2 separate regions of the Homo sapiens genome follow, and region 1 is linked to region 2. The links are chromatin contacts, found by Hi-C or POLR2A ChIA-PET in ENCODE. All regions are on one chromosome and are shown on one strand. Each heading gives the region's core, a stretch centred on a gene start or an enhancer-like site at or near the end of the contact. The rest is flanking DNA. Distances are from core to core; before and after follow the strand shown. Region 1 holds the start of SNHG22 (small nucleolar RNA host gene 22). Region 2 holds the start of HDHD2 (haloacid dehalogenase like hydrolase domain containing 2).

Evidence for each region. A loop is a pair of places that touch in the nucleus more often than their neighbours do. ChIA-PET counts read pairs that join two places held with the same protein, here RNA polymerase II (POLR2A). Pooled maps may share reads with other maps.
Region 1: a loop to region 2 is called in a map of ascending aorta, with 7 times the contacts of the local background. The contact joins the promoter of SNHG22 here to the promoter of HDHD2 in region 2. A Hi-C loop is called at or near these places in 1 of 168 maps with a recorded cell type or tissue (ascending aorta) and 13 of 50 pooled maps. POLR2A ChIA-PET finds 5 or more read pairs at or near these places in 1 of 52 experiments (activated CD4-positive, alpha-beta T cell).

What each region holds. Positions count from the first base shown.
Region 1 is chr18:49,809,262-49,815,601 of GRCh38, forward strand. SNHG22 (small nucleolar RNA host gene 22) reads left to right here and starts at 4,762. Exons shown (of 4, transcript NR_117096.1): 1 at 4,762-4,801. ACAA2 (acetyl-CoA acyltransferase 2) reads right to left here and starts at 4,272. Exons shown (of 10, transcript NM_006111.3): 1 at 4,208-4,272. The coding sequence starts at 4,223. It also overlaps SCARNA17. RefSeq lists silencers at 4,065-4,184, 4,078-4,372, 4,615-4,784.
Region 2 is chr18:47,146,484-47,152,121 of GRCh38, forward strand. HDHD2 (haloacid dehalogenase like hydrolase domain containing 2) reads right to left here and starts at 4,017. Exons shown (of 7, transcript NM_032124.5): 1 at 3,895-4,017. RefSeq lists an enhancer at 3,426-3,485.

The DNA of each region.
Region 1 (6,340 bases), core at 3,512-6,011, 2.7 Mb after region 2:
TACAATCAATTTGTACAGTTAACACAATCATCACAGTGGACCTGAGGTGACGTACATCCTCAGCTTACGAAGATAACGGGATTAAGAGATTAAAGTAAGACAGGCGTTAAGAGTATTATTAGGGAAGTGATAAATGTCCATGAAATCTTCACAATTTATGTTCCTCTGCCACAGCTCTAGCCGGTCCCTCCATTCAGGGTCCCTGACTTCCCACAACAATGTCCTTCAACAGGTGAATGGATAAACAAACTGTGGTGCAGCCATACAATGGAATATTATTCAGCAATAAAAAGAAGTGAGCTATCAAGCCATAAAAGGAAGGAATCTTAAATGCATGTCGCTAAGTGAAAGAAGCCAGTCTGGAAAGGCCATATACTGTATGATTCCAACTACATGATATCTGGAAAAGGCAAAGCTATGGAGACAGTAAAAAGATCAGTGCTTGCCAGGGGTTCAGAGACAGGGATAAATAAGTGAATCACAGATGATGTTTAGGGTGGTGAAATTAATCTGCATGACACTATAATACTGACATCGGTCATTTGCACATTTGTCAAAACCCATAGAACTATACAATACAATGAATGAACTTGAATGCAAAATATGAACTTCAGTGAATAATAATATATCAATGTTAGCTCATCAATTGTAACAAATGTACCACACTAATGCAAAATGTTAATAATAGGGGAAACGGACCGGGCAAGGGAGCACATGGTAATACTCCGTACTTTCTGCTCAATTTTTTTGTAAAACCTAAATCTGCTCAAAAACAAAGTTTGTAAATTTTTTCTTTAAAGTCGGATAGTAAAAAAACACGGGCAGAACCTCAAGGACTAACAAGTTACAGTCATAGGAGAGGACAGAGAATGGATTTAAAAAAACATTTGCAGAAATAATAAAGAAGAAATTTCCAAATTTGATAAAAAACATAAATTTGTATATTAAAGCTTGGTAAACCTCAACTCTAATAAACACCACACGTAACACTCCACACCCCGTTCTCCTGCAGCTTGGCACATCATTGTCAAACTTTTGAAATCCAAAGATAACAAAAATATATAAAGCATCCAGAAATAAAAATGACATATTGCACACATGGAAATGACCCCTCACTTCTCAGAAACAATAGAGCCTAATTTCATTTGTCTCTCTACAAAGTTCCTTTTATGAACTTCTCCCCTATGTCTCATATTCTAAGAAAGCATTTGATAGGGCAGTGCTAGTAGTGAAATATGCAATATCTACAAAGGAAAGGGTGTGCATGGGAAAATAAAAACAAAAAAAAACCTCCCCTTTACCTATATTACTTCTTATTTGATGCTCCCAGACTGTAAAGGTTAGCTCAAGTAAGACCTTAACTGAACTAAAACAATTATTTTGAACAGAGAAAATGTTCTCAATCATATATTTTTGGTTTGGGTTTTTTTTGTTTGTTTGTTTGGAGGCAGGGTTTCACTCTGTCACCCAGGCTGAAGTGCGGTAGTGTGATCTTGGCTCACTGCAGCCTCAACCTCCTGGGCTCAAGCAATCCTCCACCACAGCCTCCCGAGTAGCTGGGACTACAGGCGAGTGCCACCATGCTTGGCTAATTTTTGTATTTTTTGTAGAGACTGGGTTTCTCTATTTTAAAAAATAATTTGTTATTATTATTTTAAATCTTCATTTTAACAAATAATCTGGGATGTGCAGATAGACTATAAAGGTTTAAAGTTTTTTTTTTTTAATTTCATAAATTGTATACCATGTCAATTTTCATTTGATGTCAATTTTACGTGGATACTAAAAGGTCTAAAACTTAACAATCTTTAACACCAAACTGAAATCTCATTTGAACACCCTGAAAATTCAGAGGCTAAAAATTTCCCAAAACTGAAAGACAGTGAAGAGACCTATTAACCCAGAGTGTAGTGAGTCCAAGTAGCTCCAAGAAAGGCCCTGGAAAGATGTGCTGAGTTGACAATACAGGAAAAGCACCACTAGGAAAGAAACAGGAGCACTACCTTTCTATCACATTGTTAGGTAAATATTCACTTAGAGCAACTTCAGGCAGCAACGAGGGCAAATTAAGGAAAGCTGCGGTGGCATCCAGTTGTTTCAAGATTAAGGTAATTTAGCAGCCCTGTCTACTTGCCTTGAAAAAATACACAAACATTCCCAACAAAGCTAGGAGCAGTAGGAGAGCTATGATCTGTCGAGCGAAAACCTCCTGCCAAGTACTGGGATGGGTGCTAATAAAAACCTAGGAGCCGGTTCTTCTTGTTGACTGAAATCTGACAAATTAATGTTAATCCTTAACAAAATTTAACTCAAATGTGTCCTTTTCCCTATAATCAGTCACATGCTCTTCTTTCTTCCCACCCATCCTGCAAACACTTGGTATGCTGCTTGAGAGAAGTTTATCTTTAATGATTCTAGCTGGCCTGTAACATCACTATTTCAAGCTCAAAGCTTGGGTTCTAGTCACAGCCACTAACTACCTGTGTTATTATACACAACCACTTTACCTCTCTCGACATGAGTGTCCTCCTAATTGCTACAATAAGGAAATGGAAAAAAATACGATCACTAGCTCTAACACTACAGTAAATTGTACCAGAAATTTATAAACTTTATACTTCCTTAATACAGGTGTCAATGTGCATTTTTTTCCTTTTTGGGTTTATAGTATTTGTGAAATTTTCAAACAGGTCTGTATTATAAGAAAGGGTAAGAACCACTGATAAAATATTAAAATGATATCAGTAAAAATATTATTTCCTTTTTTAGAAGATAGCTCATGACAATGCACCTTTTAAATGAAGTGTAAATGCCTCGTCTAAAAAAAATTCACCACGCTGCTTTATGAAGTAAATGTAGTAAATTCAGTCAGGAAGGGCACTGGCAAATGAAATCCACGTTGCAGGAAACTGTAAACACTGCATTTGGTCCCAGAATACGGATTTTTCCCTTGATTTGTTCCCATGCCACTTTGGTTCTTCTCACTTTCAGATCCCCCTAACCAATGCTTAGCTGGCATCTCCACTTGGCTGCTTCACAGGCACCAAAAAGTTTTCTGCCTAAAACTGAATTCTCAATCCTTCTTTCCACATCTATTCCTTTCCCAATTTTCCTCACTCTGTAAAGTGGCATCATCATGAACACGGTTCATCAAACCAGACACTTTTCATCATTCTCGACATTTCCTTCTTATATTTACTCCACCACATCCAATCCACTTTCTATCAAATCCACCTCCAAATCTATCTCAACTCATCCCTCCCCTTTTCTCCCCAATTACACTGCCCCACACGAGTCAAAGCCATCATTTGCTGCTCCCTGGACCTCTACAATAGATCCTTAAATGGTCTCTTCGCCATTACACAGACCGCCCCAAATTCGGACAGAGTGGAAATCAGATCCTGTCATTACCCCGCTTTAAATCCCTGTATTGCCTTCCACTGAATTTGGAACAAAACCCCACCTTCTTACAGAGCCCACAGGGCCCTGGAGCACCAAAATGCTTGGTTCTTAGATCCTGCCAAGCTTTTTCCTGTCTCAGGGCCTCGATATGTATTCCACCTCAATGTTCTTCGACTCGTACATCCTTAAAGTAAGATTCCATTGACTGTGCCCACTTGTTTTGAAAAGGGAGTTTATTACACAGTTGTTTTAAACAAGTTCATAACCCTAGAACTTAGGTATAGAGTGACCGCTCTAATCTAAAGCAACAGAAGGGAAATGGGAGCAGGGCAGGTCTTCCAGCAGAACACCAGCTACCATTTCTGCAGGCCTCTCCATCGATTCACCCGGGGAGCCCTGACCACCGAGGCCGAGCGGCGGGCTCCTGTGCGCAGCTGCCCCGCAGCAGGCGCCCGCGGCCTATGGCGCCGCCCCATTTTTTCTAATACTTGGACTCGAACTAGTGGGGTCACTGTTAGGCGAAGAAAGGAATGACCTCCAAGGTCACATGCAAGCAAACTTTGGTCTCAACTAAACAGGAAATTGCACCGAAATCGCTGTCGCTAGCGCCTTACAAGTAAGGGTTTTCTCCTTAACCCAAACAAGCCTTTCGGGCTGGGTTTTTATCACGTCCGCTCCAAAACCGAGGAGGTTGAGTGAACTTCACCCCACGACCCCGACTCTCCGCGGCGGCCGGAAGCGGAGGCCTGGCCTGGGGAGGGCAGGACCCCGAGGGGCGAGGAGAGGAGGAGGGGGCTGCGCTCACCTCGGAGCAGAGCCATGGCGGCTGCTGGGTCGTCGGCGGCGCGGGTCTGTGGTGTGGGGGACGCTGAGCGGCCGCTCGCAATCACCCAGATTTCAAGAGCGTGGGTGGCGCCCCGAGAGCCACGCCCCTGCCCTTTCACCTACTTCCTGGGGCTCCTTGGCGGGGTCCCAGCGTAAGATGGTCCTACCCCACGCGTAGCGCTGCCCGCCTCACCCCAGCCCGAGGGAGCCCAGGGGACGGGGCTCGGATAGACCACAACGCGCCTTGAGAGCGGACTCTTTCCTCACATCCTCATTTTTAGATTTTCTCCGTTTCCAAACCGAGAGAATTTGGTTTGACACCTCTCACCCATCATATCCTAGCCCCGACAGGCGATGACTCTTCCCCTTTGTCTCCGCCAACACCCTAAACACTGGGCAGGAGCCAAGGGCTGAGGAACTTGGCGCGCGGGCGGCCGCGGCCGCCAGCTGGGGGCGGGACCGAACGTCCTGTGGGCGGGGCGCGGCGGCGGCGGCGGGATTGGCTGGGGCGGGCGGGTGCGCAGTCCGCTGGGCAGAGGCTTGGGCCGCCGAGCTGGACCCGGACCGGTTTTGGGTACTGTACTGGGGGCAGGGCAGAGAGGTGGGCGGCAGTTGGGGTGCGGTGATTGTAGTAGGCTAGGGCGCTTTCGGGTCCCCATTGCAGCCCCCGGATGAGCCCGCAGTATTTTCCTTATATGATCAGGTCCCATTGCGGGCGGCGCCGCTTGCCCGGAGCCTGAGAGGATTATGAAAACGTGGCGAGCGAAATGGGGCCAGGGGACCTGGAGCAGGGGCGTGAGGAGAGTAGGCAGCGGGTGAGGCTGGACGGGAGGGAGGTCTAGGGAGGCCTCTGCCGCGGGCACTGTGAGTCCTGGCCGATGATGACGAGACCACTGCGCAATCTGAGTTCTGGGAACCAGGTGATGGAGTATGTTCTGAGAACAGACTGAGGCCGGGCAAGCAGGAGGCGGCCGCGGCAGGGGAGAGGCGGAGAGCCCCTCGATACCAGGGCTCGGAGGGCCGGGCTGCCTAGCGAGGGCTTCTTTTGAGTGCGTAGGGGTGGTGGGTGGCATGGACGGTTTCTCTGAGTCGTCAGCGAATGCCCCCCCTAGAATCCTGCTTTTCAAACACTTTGGTGACACTCTTGCAATGTTGGGGTGTTTTTAAATCCAAATTTGTATTATGAAAACTTACAAACTTACAGAAAAGTGGGAAGACTTGTACAGTGGACACATATCGACCCAATTGTTAACATTTTGCTATATTGCTATCCACCTGTTCTTCCATCAAACCATCTTATCTTTTTAATGCAGACCTTAGTACTCTACACCCATGAACACATCAGCACACATTATTCATTTACAGTTCTTTTTAAGGCAAAATATCCACGCAATCAAATGTACAAATCTTAGACAAGCTTCACAAATGCTCATGTATAGGCCGGGCGCCGTGGCTCACGCCTGTAATCCCAGCACTTTGGGAGGCCGAGGTGGGCGGATCACGAGGTCAGGAGATCGAGACCATCCTGGCTAACACGGTGAAACCTCATCTCTACTAAAAATACAAAAAAATTAGCTGGGCGTGGTGGCGGGCGCCTGTAGTCCCAGCTGCTGGGGAGGCTGAGGCAGGAGAATGGTGTGAACCTGGGAGGCGGAGCTTGCAGTGAGCCGAGATCGTGCCACTGCACTCCAGCCTGGGTGACAGAGCAAGACTCCGTCTCAAAAAAAAAAAAAAAAAAAATGCTCATGTATAGAGTGTTCATTTTTGTACACAGTTTTCTATTCAGTTTGCCTCTACATATTTAAGAAAGGTTAAGTATCACAACTTCCCACTGCAGATCACCATCAGTAGGTCTTTATAGATGTACTGTGTTTTCTCTAATTGGAAATGTCACTAATGAGTGGATTCTAACACCATTCAGTGAAAGGTTTACATATATTAAAACACGTAAATATATGAGAGAATATTGACATAGTCTCCAAGTCTCATGAAGAGGAAAGGGTACCTTTACAATGGATAAATCTTGCGGGTATTACTTCACCAAATTATGAAGTAATGGTGTCCCATCACCAATAAAGGGACAGACTGACGTCATGCGCTCCCCTTGCTACAG
Region 2 (5,638 bases), core at 2,767-5,266:
GCACTTCCAAGTATACCTTTGAGAGATTCTTTCACAGTGTACCATGATACATGAACAAAGACGTCTATAGCAGCACCATTTGTAACAGCCAGAAAATGGAAACAATACAAATGTCCATCAACAACAGAATGGATAAATAAGTTGTGGTATATTTACACACAGAAAAAAATGGCAGTAGAAAGAACTTACATTCACACACATCACCTTACACAACTCTCGGAAATCTACTAGAGGGTGAAAAAAGCAAGTCAAAAAAGAATATATACAGTATGGTTTCATATTATAGTACTCAAAAATACAGATGCATACATAGGTGATAAAACTGTAAAGAGAAGCAAGGGAATGATTACCACAAGAGTGGGGATAATGATTACCCTCCAGAGGACAGGAAGCAGATGCAAACCAAGAGGAGCGCAAAGGGAGCCTCTAAGGTCTGGCAATACTCTACTTCTTAACCTAGACAATGAGAATATGGGTGCTTTTAATTATACTATAATCATTTTAAACATATATGTTTTGTATACTCTTCTATAGATGATATATTGCACAATAAAAAATGAGTCTTATATTTTAGTCAGTTTTTTCTCATACATTTAATAGTTATAAAAAACTAAATTAGTCCAGTAGTCCAGACAATTACTATACACTCAGCATAAAAGCCTCCACCTTCAAGGCATTTTGAATTTTAAGTAAATCCCCGATTCTGTTTGTCTTTCATAATGTATCTGATGAAAGAGGGAAAAAGAAGACTGCAGAGGTTAAAAAATATATTAAGAGCTGTGGTTAATCAAATTTCAACTGCAAAATCCTACCTTCTCTAATAGTCCACATGTTATTCTATTTCTGATCTTTATTGTGACCTTGAATTGAAGGATTATATAAGCAAGAGCATCAACTATTACCTCCCTGAGACAGAAAACAGCTTGTTCATCAAAAGACTAGACCGTTCCTAGGGATTCCATTTGGATGTGTAATAGTTAAAAAATTATTTGAAGTACACTACAAAAGAATGGACCAAAAAAAGGCATTTTCTTTTCATATATACAGAGGAATCTAAAATTGCTTCTCTCAAAACCCAGCTTTTATGGGAGATATCTAATATTCAAGAAGAAACGTTACCTCTGAAGGTGATTAAAGAACAAATATGAACAAGACCAGAAAAGCAATGAAAGTAAGAACTGTACTATTTACTTGGAGCCAAGGAACTGTCATAATACATATTTATCATTTTAATCCTTACTGAAGCATCCACACAGGCTTAATGTTACCAAAACATTTTAAAAGCCTATATTCTTTGCTCTCACCAGTTCCATAGAACGTACCTTTTAAACTCTAAAATGCTCTTCTGGAGCACCACATATTTGAGAGTGACTGACTAAGGCCTAGAATAAAATTGAGGTGCCCCACTCATACCTCAAAATATACTTACTTCTTCAGTTAGTCCCACTAACTTGATCACTTGATCACTATGACCTCTCTTCTTGTCCAAAACTTTGTTTTTTCTTTCTTTTTTTTTTTTTTTGGAGACAAGGTCTGACTCTATCTCCTAGGCTGGAGTGCAGTGGCACTATCTCTCAGCTCACTGCAACCTCTGCCTCCCCGGCTCAAGCCATCCTCCCACCTCCGCCTCCCAAGTAGCTGGAACCACAGGTGTGCACCACCACGCCCACCTAATTTTTGTACTTTTAGTAGAGACGGGGTTTCACCACGTTGCCCAGGATGGTCTCGAACTGGTGAGTTCAAGTGATCCATCCGCCTTGGGCTCCCAAAGTGCTGGGATTACAGGTATGAGCCACCAAGCCTTGTCTGAACATGTATAATACTCGTTACCTGAACTACAAGCTGGTATTTGATAAAATGTAATTGTAAAATACTAATATAACCCTCAAAATAACTATAAAGGCTTCAAAGGTAGTGCCTGATTTTGTTTATCTTGAGTCCATACCCATCTCCCATAATCGGAACAAATTACATGGGACACCCCTTAGAAGAGCCATAAACCACTGACAGTGGTACATATTCAATGCAAAGAAGAAAAGCCATATTCTCTCATCCCAAGAGGAGAACTTCCAGATACTTCAGAGGACATCTGGGCTTGAATATCACTGGGGCATCTCAATCCAAGTCCTTTCACCCTCAAAGGTGCTCTTTCCCAGCCATCCTTATGAGTGGTTGGCAGCACCATCAATCCAGACACCAAATTATGTCAGTTCTACTTCCTTTACAGTCTTATATCCACTTACTTCTCTTCATCGTTTTTAAAACTACCTTTTTGAAGTTGGAAATCAACTCTCATCTAGACTATTTAAACAACTTCTTAATTGTCCTCTCTACTTTGCATCTCCTATTACCAGCCCTAAATTATTCCCTACAATGCAACAGTGCAGTGGTTAAGGACAAGAACAAAGGAGTTGTATAAATTTATAGCCTGGGTATACATCTCCACTCACTAGCTGGGTGAACCTGGGCAACCTTCTTAACCTTTTTGCCTCAGTTTCTTCATTGCTAATGTAGAAATAATAACACAACTCTAATGGTTGATAAGAGGATTAAAGAAAGTAATACCTATAAAGAATTGTGAATTGTGTCCCGCTCAGAGAAAGGTTGGGTTATGTATGTGGAGGGCTGGGAGAGAGAAGCAAGGAGGGAACATTATGGATATATCAAGGGCTACAAAAATCACAGGATACACATGATGCAAAGTTCTAAAGCATTAGTATAACTTGAGGATTTGAGAAAACACATCTAAATATATATTATGGCATATTATTCAAAACTTGCATACTTACAACAAGAGATTTTAATACAAATTTTCCCTTGGGAAATTGGGGCGCTACAAAACATGCCTCCTAAAACCCCTGGGAAGTACAAATTTTCTTTCCTTCCCTATATGGTTCCAGACTTTTCTGGAACCACTGTAGGCATTCAATAAATGACGGTATTATTCAGCCACTCCCCAGTTAAAACTCTTCCAGTGACTCCCCGCTGACCTCTGGATAAAGTCTGAACAATGAACACTGGTGGACAGAGTCCTGGTTTACCCTCTCCAACACATTTGTCTCTACTAGCACCCAAGTTCCATGGTACTGCAGGCGGCCAAGAGCTCTACACTTTGCCTCCCTCGTTGCGGGACTTTTGTCTGCAACTACTCGGGCCCCTCTACACCCTCATCTCCTGGCCAATCCCTTTAGCCCTCAGTCTCTGATAACCATCACTTCCTCTGGCGTGCCTCCTCTGGGTCCAACTCCTTTTCTCCCAGAGTTAGGCTAGGAGCCACCTGTGGTCCTACTACATTTACCACTGTCCTGGTTACCAGCCCGCGCCTCTCCTACTAAACTGTTAAGCTCTGTGCATAAGGGACTGTGTTGCCTTTCCCACTGGGTTATTTAGGCGTTCAATAAAGATCGTGAATTAACTCATGAATCCCGGTGTCCACAGCTGGAAGGCCCCAACAACAAACTCTTTCAGCACCAACTCAACTTCCATCCCCCCATCTCTTGGCTGGGAAGGGGCCTCAAGACTGGTCACTGCACTCGGTTCTAAACCAAGTACCAGGGCCTTAAAAACGCCAAACTGACCAGGAGGGACGCTAGCTCCAAAATACAGCCCAAGAGCACGCTTCGAGGAATGACTGACACACTAGCTTCACGATCCGCCCCGCAGAGACCCACAGCGCGCCTCGCGCCCAGCTATGCGCACGCGCGGGGCCACTGCAAAGAGGGCGGTTCCGACGCGGAAAACAGGGAATGCGCACAGAGCAAGAGCGCACGGCCCGGCTCGAGAGGAGGGGCGGCCTGGGGGCGCCACTAGTAGTTCCCGAACCCTGTCACAAAATCTGCAGCCTCCCGGCCCCAATTGCGCTTCTTCCTCTTCAGTCCTACAGCGGCTTCTCACCCACACTCCGTACGCCGTCCTCAGGAAAGGCCCCCGCTAATGGCAAAGCCAGCCACCCGCACTGGCCGCGGGTCCTCAGCCGGGATAGACAGCCCCGCTGCTGCCCGACGGACGCCGGAAGTTGGGCCCTGGCCGCGCCGGAAGCCCCGGATTTCCCGGCTCCGCCCCACCCCTTCGCCCGGGATTTCCGCCGAGGCGGTGCAGCTACCGCGCCGTGTTGTCCTCTGTCTGCACCGCCGCTGACGGAAAGCTAGGCCCTTCTGGAGACCCGCTTTCCCAAGGGCGCGGCCTCCTGGGCCGGGATGCACGAGGAAAAATAATCCCCTGCCTTTCTTCGGTAGCTGTTTTCCAGTCCACAGCACCACTGCTGAACCGAGCGTTACTGAGTAGCGTTCTTTGCCTTCACCCCTCCCTTCCTCTACCACTTGTCCACTCTCGAGGTTTAACTAAGAAGTCATACTTTACTAGACAACCCAATCTCAGAAGTCGTCATTTCCCCCTTAGCTACTTGAATAGTACCTGGCACCTCTTGCTTCCTCCATTAACTACTCCCTCGGGCAGCGACGTCCCTCCTTTCCCTCTTCTCTCCCGATTAGAGCCACTACGGGCCGTGCCTTCCTCTTCCACGGGAGCTCTATCTTGGTACACCCAGAACCACCTCCCTCCCTAACCCGCTGCCACACTCGTGGGGGTCTCTACCTGTCTCCTCTTGATCCAGGTAAGTTATGTGGACCTGAATAATAGAGTACAGAAAAGTCACTCTTATGCACTCACTATGAAAATGACTGAACAACTTTCTGGAGCCGTGTTGACATAATAGGATACTCACTCGGGTTACACCTTATACAAGGGTTATACCCCTTGATAAAACCACTGCTCTGTCCTTGACTAGGGACCCATATATGCCACCCGTATGCCACAATCTAACACCCCCACTACCCAAGGCTGCAGTCAGCCCTGTTAGGAGCTGTGACCCATTCTGTCCCTTGGACTAGGAGCCATCTGCTTTTCCTCCCCACTGGATCTGAAGTTTTTTTGTCTTACTCATATATGCTAAGTTTAAGTTTTCTGTGTGAGGGTCTAATTGGTTGAAGGAAAAAGGATTTGGTCCTAGTTTCCCCTTATGAGCCAGCTGTCTTTGACCAGATTAAGACATCACCAAAGGATTTTAAGTGGGTAATATAAGAAGTGTATTTTTCTAAATGCTTCCTCTGCCTGCAGTATGAATAGATAGGAGAGATGCCAGAATGGGTGAGACCAGATAAGAGACCCACTGCAGGGCCACAAGAGAGATACTTGAACTAGAATGTGTGGAAACAAAGCAAAGAGGATAAATTCATAGGAGGCAAAACAGAAACTGGTGACAGATTAGATTGGGGTTAGGGAGAAGGCATCAATTATCAGGCTCCAAGACTAGGCAATTGGGTAGTGTAACTGATTTTTTTTTTTTTTTGGAGACAGGGCCTCACTCTGTCACCCAGGATGGAGTGCAGTGGCACAATCATGGCTCACTGCAGCCATGACTTCCCAGGCTCAAGGGATCCTCCTGCCTCAGCCTCCCCAGACAGCTGGGACCACAGGTGCACACCACCACAACTGGCTAATTTTGATTTTTGTAGACAGGGTGGGGTCCCACGATGTTGCCCAGGCTGGTCTCAAACTCCTGGGTTAAAGCAATTCTTCCACCTCAGCCTCCCAAAGTGCTGGGATTACAGGCGCGGGCACCAATGCCTGGCCTCATTCA